2 separate regions of the Homo sapiens genome follow, and region 1 is linked to region 2. Evidence: chromatin loops called from intact Hi-C (ENCODE). Cell type or tissue: GM12878. All regions are shown on one strand. Links, peaks and the distances in the headings refer to the core of each region. The heading gives the core; the rest is flanking DNA. Region 1 has its middle 110 kb from the start of LINC02672. Region 2 holds the start of LOC105378308 (a long non-coding RNA gene).

Region 1 (8,343 bases), core at 30-8,029, 170 kb after region 2:
AAGCAAAATGGTTTCGTTAGCAAGATGGGACTATAACCTCTGTGTTTTTTAATGTTTTCAGTAATTTGGTCATTTCTGAAAGCTCCTCCAGACACATTCTAGATCCCATGAACACAATGGCAAGTGCCATGGTGGGTACCCTAGACCTGCTCATTCTAAGTAAATTCTGGTATGTCATACTTTGACTACAGGAAGCAGTTGGCTTTCAAATTCCCCCTTATACCTTATTGCTTTTCATCTTGCTCTAATAGTTGTAAAATATATTATGTTCATCTCCATAAGAATATAATTGAGACTACCATCTTACTATTTAAGGAGACCTAGGAATTTAAAATGGTTTTATCTAGAAATTCAAAGAATCAAGCTCAGGTACAATGTCAGACTCAGGTAAAATAAACTGTTTTTTAGTGGCTTATCATAATTCGGCTACAGACTTGACATTTATTCTAGTTGCTTTTAATGTTGACCTTTCTAAAATTCATGTTCTAGCTGTGCTAATGGATGTTTCAAAACATATGAGTACAGCTCAGGGAAGCTGATGGACTTTATTTCTTAAAGGTGTTACAGTCTCTTTTGACTTAAAAAAAAAGTTTTAAAAGAGAAGTCTGACCTTTTCCTCCTTCTTCAGGTGGAATTCCTAATTTTTCCTAATTCTTCAGGTAGAATGCTGTGTCTGAGAAAGTGTGTGTGTGTGTGTGTGTGTGTGTGTGTGTGTGTGTGCATTAGTGCATAGGCTAAAATGTGGCAGGGAAAGAAGCCAAAATGACATAGCTGCTTTTATCAAAAGATATAAAATGATCTTTTATAGCTTGTTGTTCTTATATGCCCTTACAGTTTATATTGTGTTAAAATCATATTAAAGATGTATATTATATACATATATTTATTTTATGTATGTATACATACATAATTATATATATACACACACACACACTTCACCTAGTATATATCGCCTAGTAAATGCCAAAATGAAAAGTTCAGGCTGTCTTAAATAACAATGAAGCCAGGGATCTCACTGCTGTCCATAGCTCATCAGGAGGTCAGGCACTGTAAACTGCGCCTCCAGAAGTAGGTGATATTTTCAAAACTGTGTGCTTCCATTGATAACAGCTCCTTTGAAAAATAAGCAACATATTCATAAAAGTAAATGTAGAAACTAACAAGACAGATATTTTACTCATTTCATAACTACAGAAAAAGTTTGAATTTTACATGCCAATGCTCCATTTATTGAAGTAGGAAACTGGAAGCATGTCTATTGTAAAAAACCGTTGTAGAGCTTTTAAAAAAGAGGAACTTATACTACTATAGTATAACATGATACATAACTAGCAAATGCTCCTTTTCATAGACTTATTTTTATTTTGCTATGAAAACTTCTTTATGCATAACAATAACTTACATTTTTTGACTACTTGGCGTGCTGTCCATGTATTTTCTCATGTAAAATTTCAATAGAAGCTTCATTTTACAAATGAGGGAACTAAGAAACAGGGAGAATAGTAAGTTTTCCAAAGTCACGTGGCTGATAATTAAAAAAACAATTTTCAGCATACCTGCTGATCTAGAGCCCTATGTCTAACTGCTACTATGTATGAGGCTTCTGTGGGGAATAGAGTGTGTCTTACTAAACACTTTTTGATCAATCACTCAAAGTTTAAAAAACAAAGAAACAGCTCATTTTTAAAAAATACCCCAGATAGAAATATTTTAACCACATTTAGATATACAGTAGGAGTCTAAAGAATGGATTAGAATCAAATGCTTTTCTGGTCTAATTAAATAACAGCATTATGAAAGAAAAGCTGGGCTTTCCTTAAGTATGTACTTAAGAGCACATAGTTGTTCATAATCAGCTTAGTTATCATCAAGATGGAAACTTAACTATTATGTTATTAGGCATAATTTAGTGGTTTGAATTTTCCTTCCTATAATCATTTTGTAAAACAGTCTGCCAAAGTGCAAATTGCTTTGTTTTGCTGGTAGGCAATTTGGGGCTAAAGGAAGCTCCTTAATATGCCAAACGTTGGCATGTTGGTCAGCTCTTTAGTTGGTGAATAAATGATGAAATTGTAGGGAACATTTTTATGTTTAATTTGAATGCAAATTTTACTAATCTAACTCTCTGGCTTGTAAAATGTTTTTGAATTTGTTGGGTAGGTTTCCATGCATGTGGCTCCATTTGCACACAGCTATGCATTTCATTTACTTTTGATCCGTTCTCTTCTAGCTAAATATTTTGAAGCTTGTCTCTTGATGGAAGTTAGGGAGAAATGAAACTTGAAGAACAGCAACATTGTTTGGTGAGCTTAAATTTAGATGACATCTTCTGATTAGATAATGAGGTCAGGGACCCACCAGTGGAATCTTGACTTGGGGGTGACATGACTGTGTCACTCTAGAGATAGAGTGTGGGGAAATAATTTGCTTTTTCTGAGTTTCATCTTCTTTACCATCAGTTGGAGTGTGATGAGATTGATGTGAATGAAGTGATATCTAAAGTTCCATTATACTGCAGTTCTGTTATTTTTATGTGGTTCTACCTTCTAAAGTTATTTTCCTTTTTTAAAAAGTGAGATTTGAGATTCTGCATCTATACAGTTTACCTATGAAACTGAGTAAGGATTCCTTCATCAGTTTGACTCTTTTTGGTGCCCAGGAAAATAAGATAGATGGTAAACCAGTAAATATCTTGTTTGCTGCAATAACTTGCTAAAAATCAATGTATACAGGAAATAGGCTGCTCAAATACTTCTCTTTTTCAAGACAATAGCTGTTCATTTGGGCAAGCAGCCTCTTTCTTAGAGCAATAAATTGCTCTAATAGGCAAACTGTTTGATTATCAAGGAGTTGTCTTTCTTTTTAAGACTTACCAATATCCTCACCTCACTGTGTTAACTAATCCCAAACTATTGTATCACGATTTTGCCAAATCCCAATCAGATATCCATTGACAAGCCAACTTAAACCACTATAGGTTAATCCTCAAACCCTATAAATATTTGTCCCCTAACCCCTATTCCTTTTGAAATCTAAGACTCTGTTTAGGTGGTATTGTTATTTACTGTAGTAGGTATTAAACCCAACTTCACATGATTATCAGATGTTTTTGTGGTCTCCTTGGAAGTTGGCAGTCAAAATTATTACCGTTTCTATTTTACAGATAAGTTATTTGATGCGGAAGAGTTAATGACTTGCTCATGAAAGCACAAACGATCAGGACAATGCTTGTACAAACACTGGGTTTCCTGATTCTTATCTCACTGTTTTTGGGGCATTTAGTAGCATTATGAACAACATTTCTTTATGGCTTTTAGTAGTTCAACAGTAAAATCATGACTTAGATGGAAAATTTGAGATAACTGATTTTATATTGAGGCTAAAAAAATAGTATCACGCTCTGTTGAGGTGCTAAAACTCATGCCAGTTCTGTTAGTCAACACAAAGTCACCCAGTTGATACTTTAACCATCACCTACACAGCACTGTTCTAAATGCTTTATAAATATGATCTTATTTAATTTTCATAAATGACAATGAGGTATATCCTGTAATTGTTCTAACTTCACTGTTGACAAAACTGAGAGATGCAGTACCACAGCTAATACAGAACAATCTCCAAATTTCTAATCAAGCCATCTAGGCCCAGAGTCTATGCTTTTAATCATTACTCTGTGCTGCCTAGTCTAATCATAGATCATATAAAACTTTTCATTGAAAAGTTCCAGACCCTAAAATTGTGTTTTTCTGTCTTCTTATTATTTATAGGAAGGTGATTTAAATTGCAGGAGGGTTTCATAGTGAACTCCATGATGTCAAAGATAATACTTACTTCAAAAATATTATCTATGTAGGTGCCAGAATTTCTACTGTTAATTTTTCCTTGGTATTATGGCTTTCCAAAATGTTAACATGAATGAGTTTATGAGATAAACTTGCTTCATGTAGTACAGACAACAAAGTATTTATAGGGAAAGTAATCTAGAAAAAAAAAAAGGAAAACTGTAAGAAAAGTAAGGTTTACCTCCTGCATCACATTCATGAGGGTTTTCTCCTTCTTTGACAAATTCTTTATCTTGAACATTTCCCGTTGACTAGACCTTTTCCCCTCTTTTCAAAACTGAGGGTGTGAGCTTTCAAATCAGGCAGGTGGAACCAAAGAATGTATTAATGGCCCAATCCCACATTTCTCCTTCTGGCTTACAGGGAAATGAAACAAGCCTATGGAGAAGTGGTAGTGAGCTGCCTCATCTTCCCACTCTGAATCTGTTTGGCTGCAATCAGTCTACTCACTGGGCATATTTCTGGATCAATTTTAGAACATATTCAAACACTGTTCAGCAGAGAGGTCTTCTACAAGTCCTACTTTCCCTGTGTCTCATTTATTCTATAGTGTCATTAGTAAATGTTTAACCTGGCTGTGGTATTTACTGAGGCCGCCTGTGGTCAAAAGAACAAGAGAGAAGTTGCTGAAGATAGTGATGATTCTGGACAAGTTAATTTGTCTCCAACCTGCTCATATTTTAGGGTTTGTGAAGCTATCTTATCATATATTTTTGTAACATATATGCTCTTTTGTTTTTGTTGCTTTTATTTGTTTTGTTTTCTTTTGCAACTTTAGTTCTGTTTTTATGGGGGAGGGGGTTGGAGAGATAAACCAAACTTGCCTGCCTTTTATCCAGTCCCCCAAAAGTATTCAGTAGACCTTGTAATGTGTGCATCAGGCTATAGTTTTCTATTAGCCTTTCCCTTGCCCTGCACAACACAGAGCCAATCAAGAGGTGCAACCCCACATCTTGTGAGCCTCCATCCCTCGACAATACTCCAGCCACACTAGTCTTTTGGTTTGTTGAACATGCTAAATTCTCTATTATGTCAGGGCCTCTCCTCATGTTTTTCCATACTTTTTTTTTTTACTTTTTTCCCCCTAACCCTTCACATGATGATGGTCTCTCAGTCATTTCCCTGGGTGTTTGCTTTCCATTGCAAGAGGCTCTTCGCCATTACCAGAAATCTGTGGGCACCAAACCACAAACACATCCAACAAGATGAGATTTGTCTTACTGCAACTTTAGAAACCACCGAAAACTTATCTAGAAGAGAACCTTTAGTTTCAAATACCACCTGACAACTTTATCCTAGAAGGTAAAATGAAGGATCCAAGACTGACTGAGTAAAGACCACAGCAAAGTCTTTAAGAAATTGCATGAAGCACAGGAAACATAATAGGAATACTGGCAAAAATTGGGCAACTGCTAAACTTACACTTACTGTAGGAGGGCAAAGATCCTTACTTTGTTTACAGTTGTAGTTTGGCAATGCCTAGCATAAAAGCCCTCCTTCACTTTATCATACCTTATGTCCCATGAACTTTTCATATAGTTCCCTAGGATATATATAAAAGCCTAGTAAATATATAGGTAAAAACTTATGGATTTGTACATCTCTGGGAGTTGTGGGGATTATGAATAAAATAATCATTCCTCCTTAATGGTAAATATGATGTGAAAAATTCTAAAACCTTAAAACTGAATTAATAATGTACAGTTTTTACTTTTCGAATGCTTGTCTCCTTTCAGTTATAATACTCTATTTACAGTGACTTATCATATTTTAATAATGTCCAGTATATTTAAATCTCAAAATTTATATTTTACCTTGTTTTCTCTTACTGTTTCTGCTTTCAGAATGTGAACACTTGTTGAAATTAAACTAGAGGCTTATTTACTTGTCAGTAGGAAGGCCTCCTAGCTGAATTGGTTCAAAACAATTTCTGGAAAGGTAGGTGGGTGCAGAAGTGGGATCTTGAGTTCTACTCTTGGAATCCACAGAACAGTTGTGTAAAGAAGTGAGGTGAAGTCACTCAGCTTCTGGCTGGTGCATACTCTCGTCATGTCTTCCCGCATGTAGATATTTCAGTAAATGGCAGAAACCATGTTTCAAAGTATTAATAGTCCACAACCTAATTTTCATCATATTGGCTGGCTTCTTCTCATTCTTCAGGTTTTAGTCCATTCTTCAGGTTCTTCCTCAGCAAGATCTTCCCTTACCTAACTTCATTCCAAAATATTTGTTGCCAAATAATCAATTAATTTATTCATTATAGCTTTATTCATTTGTAGTTTATCTACTATACTATATCATCCAGGAGAGCAAAAGTCTGGTTTTTTTTTTCTGTTTCATTATATCTCTAGCACTGATACTAGGGAAGCTGAATAAATTATTAGGAGAACACCAAATGTAAGCCTTGATATTTTTAGCCCAAATCTGACATCCAGCTTCAGCTTCAAATTCACCCTTAATATATACAACTTTTATTGGTCAAATATACCTCCATAAAGCTGGAAAGAAAAATGAGAAATTCAGCCTTAGGCTGAGGAAGGCTGAAGAGCTAAATGACAAACCTTCTGTATCATTTTTCACATCCTTAAATTTGTTCAAGATAATGATAGTTTGATCATGTAGATTAACATGCTACTTAATTGGCATTATTTAGACAGTGACAAATAGGCCATTTTTATGTCAGTTGCTGTTTTCAGGAAATACATTCTTTATTTTGAGAAATTAATATCTTTGGATGACATATCACATTGCCTGAGCACCTAGGGGCCATTCTTTTATACTTCTCTGGATATTTAATTACTTCAGTTCATGTAAAGTTTTTCTACCAATTTTTACCTCACAATCTTCAGTGTCCTGCTTATAGTTGGAGTACAAATATGAATTATTCTCCATTTGCCTCTGAATTCCAGCAAGCTGATTTATACATATTTGGATACATTAAGTTTGGGCTGGGGTTCAGGAATATGCCTTTTTAATATGCACCACACAGTGGCTTCTCATGAAGAACTTTTGGGTGATGACTGGCTGCTGTTAATACTTATCTGACTTTTTTTAATTTTTAAAGTATTAATTTTATTCATCTAGAGAGGGGTCCTATTATCAACAATAAGTCTCAGTCACCAGTTATTCCATTTGCTCAAAAACAATCACAGGAAAAGTTTCTTGTGTGGAGCCTCAATTCAGGAAAGGCCAGGTTTTCAAACAAGGGCAAATGTGTGTTTGAACTGGCAATCTGAGTTGTTTTCATGGATCCAACCTGAACGGATAATAGCAATATGATTATGATTATCATAATAGGTTGGCAATCATCCTCGATGTGTAAGCTATGTGGGAGGCCATAGTTTCATAATTCAGGAAGAAATAGGGTTTGTGATCAGATTGAGTGGGATAAAACATGTTATACACGACTGCAAATAGGCAATTGATTTCAGAGGCAATTGGTACTACAACCTGCAGATGGTTATTATTCCAGGGCAAGAACTGCCTGCCTTCTGCCATGGATTTAAGCAGCCATGAACATATGGCTAAAGACAACTAGTTCCCATTGTTCCCCTGACAAGACACAGTGCTGAGTAGAGATAATTGCCCTGGAAGTCTAGTTCCTTTGCAGGTTTTTTGTGGTTAAGACTGATCATTAATGACATTGCCCAAATTATCTCCAGCTTCTACTCTTGCCTCCTCAGTATTGCATCTTATATTGAATAAGTCAATGCCTAATGACTGTACTATTATTCGTTTTCAAGAAGTTGAACCAAAAATACTTTGCCATTAATAATTAATAATGTTTCCTGCCAACTACTTTCTTATTTGGCTTAGTTTCAAATTCACTAAAAACTGCCACTTCTCTGAATTCATAGCTCTAAATTTTATGAAAAACATGTTTGAAAATTGTTACCAGCTTAGCCTTACATCAAAAAAACAAAAATTATCTATATGAAAATGAGTCACTAATGAGTATGGAAGTCTGGAAAAATAGTAGGACAGAAAACTGAGAACCATAAATGTGTAGAAAGTAGGTCTGGATAAATTCTAAATTTTTTTTCCGTTCATACATTCTATAATACTGTGATTGTAGGACTTGATTGCTTTCTGTTTTGCTTGTTAGTAACCTAAATTTTCGTATCATATCATATGCTTATCAAAGCAGGCCTAAGTAAAATTTCTTTGTTATTGTAACGCCAAAGGTTCTTGCCTTAGCCACGCCAAAGATTTGGTGTGGCGGCAGCCCTCGTTGAGAGAGACACGGATCGGACCGAGAGAAAAAAATGCTGTAGGCTTTATTGAGCAGAGTGACAGTACAAAGCTTCCACAGCGTGGAAGGGGTCCCGAACAGTGTTAGATTCTTTGACCATCTTTTAAACTCTTTAACGCAGGAAATACGTGCGGTGGGAAGATGTTACCAGAGCGAGAAACAAATACAATTAACATGTCTCAGATCTTGAGGAAAACTGGAATTGTAACTTAAGTTTTATCTACTTTATGACCTTGCAGCGGCATGGCA
Region 2 (8,343 bases), core at 16-8,015:
CCTTGTTATAGTTACTCATAAGGTTAATCTTCTTTTGATGACAAACTAATTCTTGACGGAAAGCTTTAACTTGGAACTTTAATGACCACAGATAATTAATTGAGAGTCATTAAACATAGAGTCTACTATGGAAACCATGCATAGTTTCTTGAATTAATTAATTTGATATAATCCTCAAATAATAACAGAAGTTAAGGCTAGTCTTGTTTAAAACTTCAAATCTTATAAATCCCAAATTGCAAATTCAAAATCCTCTCCTGACTGCAAATATTTCAGTGCTGTTATATAACTGTTCTCTGGGTATTAAGCTATTATACAATTGTTAAGTTTAGCCTAAAGCTCCTTCCTTGCATATTTTAAGTGTAGCATAAAGGCTTCTCTATAGGTAGTGAACCACAAACTAACTGGATGTGTTAACATACTGTACTCTACTCTTGTGCCAATCACTGACGTTCAGCCAATCAAGGATGGACAACTGTTCAAACCATGTTCAAATAAGGCAAACAAACACTGAGCTAGAACTGACCCAGCTGTCTCTACTCCTCAGTTCTGTCTTCTGTACACCACTTTCCTTTTTCTGTTTATAAATCTTCCTCCACGCAGCTGACCAAGCTGGAGTATCTGAATCTGCTGTGATTCTGGGGCCTGCCCAATTTACAAATCATTCTTTACTCAGTTAAACTCTGTTAGATTTAATTTGTCTGAAGGTTTTCTTTTAACACAGTTTTCCTAAAATTGATGCTGTTTTCCTATTGAAAAAAGCTTTAAATCTAGTTCAATGGTTCCTGAATTTGGTTGAACATTAGAATATCCAAAGTAACATACTAAACCTTTTTTATGGGTTTGTAGCTCAGGAAATGCCAGATGAGGGGATTTGGGAGGAAGCCTGAAATGTGTGTTACTCTGGAGATGATAATAAAATAATATCTTCCACTAAATATGTCAAATATTTTTGTAGATATACTAACTAATTATTGGGTGGTCACTCTTGTAAACAGAGAAAATGAAGCTCAGTCAGGTGGCAAGCACGGAGATTAGGAAAGTCAGAGTGAGACAGAGGTTATCCTTTGTTTTTACTAATAGTGTGATTTTGGACAAATTAGAGTTTTTTCTTTAAAGGTACATGACAGAAGTAAGTAATATATGTAATATATTTCTTGGCACACAGACTTTAAACAATATTGGCTTATATTGTGATTGTTCTTTCGGTTTATTATAGTTTTTGCAACTTTTGCTCCTGATATTATCTCAATTGAACTTTATGTAAGTTTTGACATTAAATTTAAGTTTCATAAATAGTAAAAGAAAGATGTCAGAATTATGAGTTCTTTTTCTTTTCTTTTTGAAAAATGTTCCAGGATACAAGAACCCTTTGGCTTCTGGGTTGATGTTAATTAAAATGAACTTTTTGGAAAGTTATTTTTCAGGTTATTTTGACATTATATTTCAAAATAGTTTGAGAGTTTTAGGGGGAAAATCTTTTAATATTGCGCCATTAAAAACATTTTCTATTTAATGTTTACCATTATAGTTTTGTTTTGTTTTTTTGAGGTGGAGTCCCACTCTGTCACCCAGGCTGGAGTTCAGTGGTGCAATCTTGAGTCACTGCAACCTCTGCCTCCCGTGTTCAAGTGATTCTCCTGCTTCAGCCTCCCGAGTAGCTGGGATTAAGGCATACACCACCATGCCCGGCTAATTTTTTTGTGTCTACTTTTAGTAGAGATGGGGTTTTGCCATGTTGGTCAGGCTGGTCTTGAAGTCCTGACCTCAGGTGATCCACCAGCGTGGGCCTCCCAAAGTGCTGAGATTACAGGCATGAGGCACAGCACCTGGCCAAAGGTGGCATTTTAAAAATCTTTTTTATTGTACATATTTAAAGTGTAAAATACGATGTTTTAATATACATATACTTAATGTAATGATTATTGCAGTAAAGCAACTAACATTTTCATTCCTTATACGGTTACCATTTTGTATGCTCATGGCAAAAGAACCTAAAATCTACTGTCTTAGCAAATTTTCAGTATATATTACAGTATCATTAATAATAGTAATCATTCTGCACATTAGCCCTTTTCATCCTGTGTAACTCCAACTTTCTAACTGTAAGGGGGAAGATAATTTCCTTTCCTTCCTTCTGAAGCATTGATAATTTGAGTCTATAAAGCAAACTGATAATAGACAGATTAGCAGAAAAAAAGCACACACATTTATCATGTGCACAAGAGTCCTGCAAAATATGAAAACTTAATGAAAGTGCCAGATGGCTCAAGGTTTTATACTGTCCTTAGGTCACAGAAAGAATAGGGGCTTGAAGCACTGCAGGACAGTTTATGGGAGGGAGAGAGAAGGAAAGGCATGGAGCAAAGGTGGTCTTGTTATACAGATGAAACTTGACAGGTAGCAGCTCTCAAAGAGTATGTGGTTGCCTATGGTACAAGTTTCTTTGTCAGACCCCTAGTCTCCTTTTCCTGTGAGATAATTATTCCAAGATCTAAGGAGAGGAGTGTTCATAAAAGGCCTGTTCGCCTCTGCTGTTTATTTCACTTTACTAATGTAAATTTCCTCTGCAGATACAAATCTGCCCCACAAATAGACAGCCTTTCAGCTATTCTTGTGTTTGCAACCCCTTTGAATAGCCATCTTGAAATATGCTGAGACATATACTTTGGGGTAAAATATTTTGTATTTTGTTCATAATTGTGCATTTTTTTAATATTAAGATAATTTATGCATTCCCTCATGGAGCCTATAAATGGGATGAGACAGTTGTAGAAGCTTGATGGTGTTTTATCAAATGTATTAAAAATTTACATGATTTTAAAAATATCTCTTGATAGATGGGGGAGAAAAATAAGTCTGTTTTTTTTGTCATTAGAAATGACATTCTTTAGGCTGGGCATGGTGACTCACACCTGTAATTCCAGCATTTTGGGAGGTCAAGGTGGGCAGATCACTTGTGCCCAGGAATTCAAGACCAGCCTGGGCAACATGGCAAAACCCTGTCTCTACAAAAAATACAAAAATAGCCAGGTGTGGTGGTGCGCACCTGCAGTCCCAGCTACTCAGGAGACTGAGGTGGGAGAATCACCTGAGTCTGGGAAGTTGAGGCTTCAGTGAGCCATGGTTGTGCCACTGCCATCTAGCCTGAGTGTGGCAGTCAGACCCTGTCATAACATAATATAACATCACATTATTTAGATAAGCTTCTTCAGACACTTATTTTACAGCTCAAGAAATGGAGGCCTAGAGCATTTAAGTCACTTGCCTAAACAAGAAAAGGTAAAGAAAATGGAAGGTAATGGGAGCATAATATCTAAGTCACTGAAATCAGGCATTTTTCTCAAATACTAATAGATTGGCTATAAAAGAAACCAAAATATTTTACCCCAAAATATTGTCATGAGATCCTTGGAGTATTGCTCTGCCAGCCCAAAACCTTTGTGACCCGTGGCATCTTCTGCATGAGTATTGCTTGCGCCCATTGGGCTTGTTCCGCCCACTCGGCCTGGCAGGCTGTGGTTGGCTTGTGCTGCTGGCCCAGATCCCATGCCTCCCAATGGCAAGCCAGGCACAGAACAGTGAGGGGTGTGTGCACAAGCTCAGGGTCCAGCCACTGTGCAAAGCCAGGTGTGCCAGCTGCAACAGGGTGGGCAGTTCCAGGCACCCGCACAGCTGCTGACAGAGGCTGCAGCTGAACCAGATGTACTACACGAGGCTTCCACTGTGGGCATCCACGTCTGGATGAGGGGAATGCAGTGGCACCCAGAAGCTTGGAGATGCCAGGAACGACAGAGCCACAAAGAGGATGTCACAGCCCTGTCTTGGGGAGCCCCTAGGTCTGAGGTCCCTTGAAGGGCAGCAGCTCTTCTCTCCTTCTCATTGCCCACAGTGTGTTGGGCCAGGGGGTTGAGGGCAAAGTTTCAGCCCTGTTTGTGTTACAGCCTTTTCAGTCACGCCATTCAGCAGGTCCCATGTTCTTGTCCTGCATCCAGGAAGAATGACGTACACAGACAACTGGAGAGTGAGTAAGGTGGAGAGAAGCTTCATTGAGCGACAGCTCTCAGGAGACCCAAAGTGGGTACCGCAGGCATGTCATCCCGAGTGTCCAGCTCTCAGCAGAGGAGACTGACAGTGGATAGCTCCTTTCCATAGGCAGGTTGTCCTGATGAGTCAAGGAGACCCGACATGGGTAGCTCCCTCCTGCTGCTGGTAGTCCTGGTGAGTCAAAGAGACCTGAAGTGGGTAGTTCTTTCCCGCATCTGGTGGTCCTCACATCTGTCTGAGTCTGACTCAGTCTGTTCTTTTTATGGGCTCAGAAGGGAGAAAGTGTGTGCTGATTGGTCCATGGGTAGCCATGGGTGGGCCCAGAAAAAGCACCATAATTTCTCAGTCCAGGTCACAGATTTCACCCAGAACTAGCAGTCCAGCCCACAGGCTTCAGGCTGGCCCTGGCTTGAAAGTGGGGTTTCACCAGGGACCCGCCCCTTTCCACCCAGGAACCTGTCTGCCTCCAGCTATAAACATGCCATTCATGGCACCCAGGCTGTTTGCACCAAGGGACACCTGCAGCCCCATGCAGAGCTGCCCTTAGTGCCCCCAGGCCTCCCTTCTGCACTAGTCAGTGACCAAAGTCCTGTGGGGGCCCAGGTGGCAAGGGGGGCTGCTGTGTCAGCACTGCCCTGAGCATGCACACACTCAGCAAGCTTGCAACAGTGCCCGGACTTGACCACAACTTTGCTCCAAAATCAAAGTGGACACTGGGAGCAGGGAGAGGCCGGGGAGTGGGAGCAGGCACTTTTGAGCTTGCAGGGGCTGGGGGGCTTCCTGGGCCCCGGAGAAAACAGGGATGCTGAGGTCTGGAGACATGGCTGGGTGGTTGTGGCTGGCGTGGGAGCATGGGGCTCCTGCCCTGTCAACTCGGTAAGGGGGCAGGGCTCCTGCCTCTTCCTGGCTCCCTCTGGACCCAGAGCACACGACCCAGCCGCAGCTCACTGGCTGCAGCCAGCCTCTTCACAGCAGCTCCTCCAGATAGGCTGCTGCTGCCATCAATATGGCTGAACGAAACTGGCAACTTCAGGTCTCTCGGATTACTTCCCCTTCTCTTAACCCTTTGTCTCTTTCAAAGCACAGAATGAGGCTGTTCTCTTCAGTTCCCTTTTCTACCTGGAAATCCCCCAGAACAAACACAATTGCCTTCCTTGTCCTCCCTGAAATCTCATTATCTATCTCAGACAACTGAGGAATACAACCACACCTGGATGGACCTGTTACAAGATAGTGCCTGCCTCTCAGGCTCATTCGAATTTCAAAGAGAATCATTTACAAGTTAATTTCTGTACCCTGGGCCTACTCATTGTCCCTAATAATCATTCACTGCTCCTCAAAGAGTTGTCTACATTCCCCATCTTCCATCCCCTATGAGGAAGGGTATATAAGCTTTTATACTCCATTTGCTTATTGGGTAATCATTATCTTACCCTGTGATTCTCCCCATGCAATGCACATTAAAATAAATTTTGTATGCCTTTTCCCCTATTAATTTGCCTTTTGTCAACTGGTTGTCAGCAAAACTGCAGAGGGGGACATGGATATTTTTCCTTGGTCCCTACCACTAACTTGCTAAAATTTGTTTTATCAGAAAGAATCTGAATATATGCAAATGAAATCTCATCAATGATTATGGGTGTTCACTAGTCTAAATATGATTGTTTACTATATAATATAGCTGCAATAGCATACTCATTTGAAATAAAATATTTAACATGTTGAAGTAGAATAGAACAATACTATAAAGTTAAATAATTTAATTTTCATAAGTGCAAGAGCTTGAGGAAAGCAGGCTTAATTGGAAATTATGGAAATTTTCTAAGATTTTGAAGAGATGTGGTGGTGAAAGATGCTGGCTTTCCTTTTAGCTGTCACTTCAAAATATATAGCTCCCTCTTACCTATCTGCAGATGTAGTACTAGATCTAACACTAAGAAGCCACAATTAAAGTCATAAAATGAACCAAAAGATGCTAGAGATGGACTGAGAGAGAAAGCTGAAATAGGGCAGAGAGAGGGAGAAAAGCAGAGGCAGGTGATTGATTTCCTGATGAAACTGATGAGAGGAAACCACAGGCAAGTCTTAAAGTGGGTGTAAGTCTGTGTGAGAAATGTTGATGAAAAAAGCCAAACTTTGTAAAATATTTAAAGAGGTTTATTCTGAGATAAATGTGAGTGACCACGGGCCAAGGCACAGTCTCAAGAGCTCCTGACACCATGTGCCCAAAATGGTTGGGTTACAGCTTGGTTTTATACATTTTAGAGAGATGTAATTCACCAATCAATACATGTGAGGTATATATTGGTTCAGCCCAGAAAGGTGGGACAACTCGAAGCACAGGTTCTGAGGTGCTTACAGGTCATAGGTAGATTCAAAGATTTCCTGACCTGCAATGGGTTGAGAGTTAAGTTATTACCTAAAGACCTGGAATCAATAGAAAGGAGTGTCTGTCAAAAGATAAGGCATTGTGGAGATCAAGGTTCTTATTACATAGATGAAGTCTCATAGAGGACCAACCTTAGAGACAATAGATGATCTATTTAGACCTTTAAGAGGTGCCATACTCTCAGTTAGTCTCTTCACAGTTGGGAAGGCCTGGAATGGGAGAGATCTATTTACGTTAATATAGATTCTTTACAGATGCATATTTCCCCCCACAGAAGACAGTTTTGCAGGACCATTTGAAAATATGGCAAATAAACATATTTGAGGTAAAATATTTTGATTTCCTTCTTTATGTGTCATGTGATGTCAGACTAGAGTCAGGTTGGAATTAGATATCTTATTGATACAAAGAGTCTGTTTTGTCAGTCTTAAGATCTCTGTTTTAATGTTAATGCTGATCAGTTGCACCTGAACTCCAAAAGGAAGCGAGTAGAAAGAAGCATGTCTGACCCTCTCTTTTCTGTCATGGCCTGACCTACCTTTTCAGGTTTCCTTGGGTTTGCTTGGCTCAGAGTGAGATCCATTCAGTCAGTTGAGGGGCTTAAAATTTTATTTTTGATTTACGGAAGTGTTTCCAGAGACAGATCAATTAGTCATGAAAGATCAAAAGGGAGTTTATGAATAAGTAATTCAAAATAAAAGCTATTGGAAATTTAAACTATTTTGAGCCTTAAAGGAATGTGATTATGGGCCCTTAGTCATGTGACAGGCAGCTGTAACCTTTGTTCCTCTGATTGTAGATTAGCCTTTTGTTTATCTACATTGTTTTGCAAAATGTTGTAAAAGACTAAAGGGTGCCAGAGAAGACCCCCTTCCCTTTCCACTGTTGATTTTCATTATAGATTAACTTCCTTTTTTTTCTTTTATACAAAGGCCTCAAAACTATCACATCACATTGTCTATGATGGAATGTTAAATATATTCTTAAATTGGAAAAGGAAAACAACTGTAACTAACCAAACTGCTGTAACTCATAAACCAGCCTTTTGTGAAAAATGTTGTAATCTTGTCATTGATTTGTTTTCTGCCTATATAAGCATGAATTGTCAGCTTTGGAGCACTTACCTTGTTTCTTTGGAGTCTGCGTTAGTCGAGTGGCTATTCTCAGCTTTGCAATTGAATAAACTCTTTTAAAATGGATTATGATTATTTTTATTATTTCAGGTTGAAAGGAAGAAGCAAAAATATCAGGCTAGATGAATTCCTAACAGGAAACAATATCTGGGTATTGAAAGAAGTGCAGTTGAAGAAACATATGGATGGCTGTGAGTTGTGTGTGTACCCGGAGTTTGCTAGGTCAGGAGTTTATTTCTCAATGAACATATGTACAGGGGTTTAATGGTTCTGGTCTATCTTTTAGAATATAACTGATTAGTTATTTATTTTGTCCTAGAAATATCTACATATGTTTTAATCTTGGAAGAGACCTAAAATATTTTTAGTGATAAACAAATACTTTTGCTGCTAAAAGTGCAAAAATCACACACTCTGGCTTTCCTGTTCATGCTTTTTCACTTTTTCATCTTTTGTTTTAGAATCAGGAGTTAGATGTGCAGGTTTGTTACAAAGATATATTGTGTGATGCTGATATTTGAAGTGTGAATGAATCTGTCGCCCAGATAGTGAACATAGTAACCAAAAGTTAGTTTTTCACCCTTGCTTCCCTACCTTCCTCCTCGTATTGTATTCCCCAGTGTCTATTATTCCCACCTTTGTGTCTATGTGTATCCAATGCTTAACTCCTACTTGTAAGTGAGAATATGTGGTATTTGATTTTCTGTTCCTGAATTAATTCACTTAGTATTATGGCTTCTAGCTGCATCCACATTGCTACAAAGGACATGATTT

The links. A loop is a pair of places that touch in the nucleus more often than their neighbours do. Peaks named below come from ENCODE experiments on the same cell type or tissue, not always from the same donor. Only the 100,000 strongest peaks of a DNase experiment are listed, where the experiment ranks them.
Region 1: it touches region 2 in a loop (2.4-fold over the local background); 3 of 110 quality-filtered maps call a loop at or near these places.

The regions. Positions count from the first base shown.
Region 1 is chr10:53,130,998-53,139,340 of GRCh38, forward strand. No RefSeq gene overlaps it. Among named protein-coding and RNA genes, the nearest start is that of LINC02672, 110 kb to the left of the region's middle. In GM12878, for the core only: no CTCF peak of the experiment used is centred there; a DNase peak (open chromatin) is centred at 4,454.
Region 2 is chr10:52,961,021-52,969,363 of GRCh38, forward strand. It overlaps LOC105378308 (a long non-coding RNA gene), which reads right to left and starts at 4,280. Exons shown (of 4, transcript XR_945968.3): 1 at 3,389-4,280. RefSeq lists enhancers at 3,499-4,024, 4,973-5,322, 5,075-5,599, 6,997-7,532. In GM12878, for the core only: a CTCF peak has its summit at 3,158; a DNase peak (open chromatin) is centred at 5,121; H3K27ac peaks cover 2,526 bases.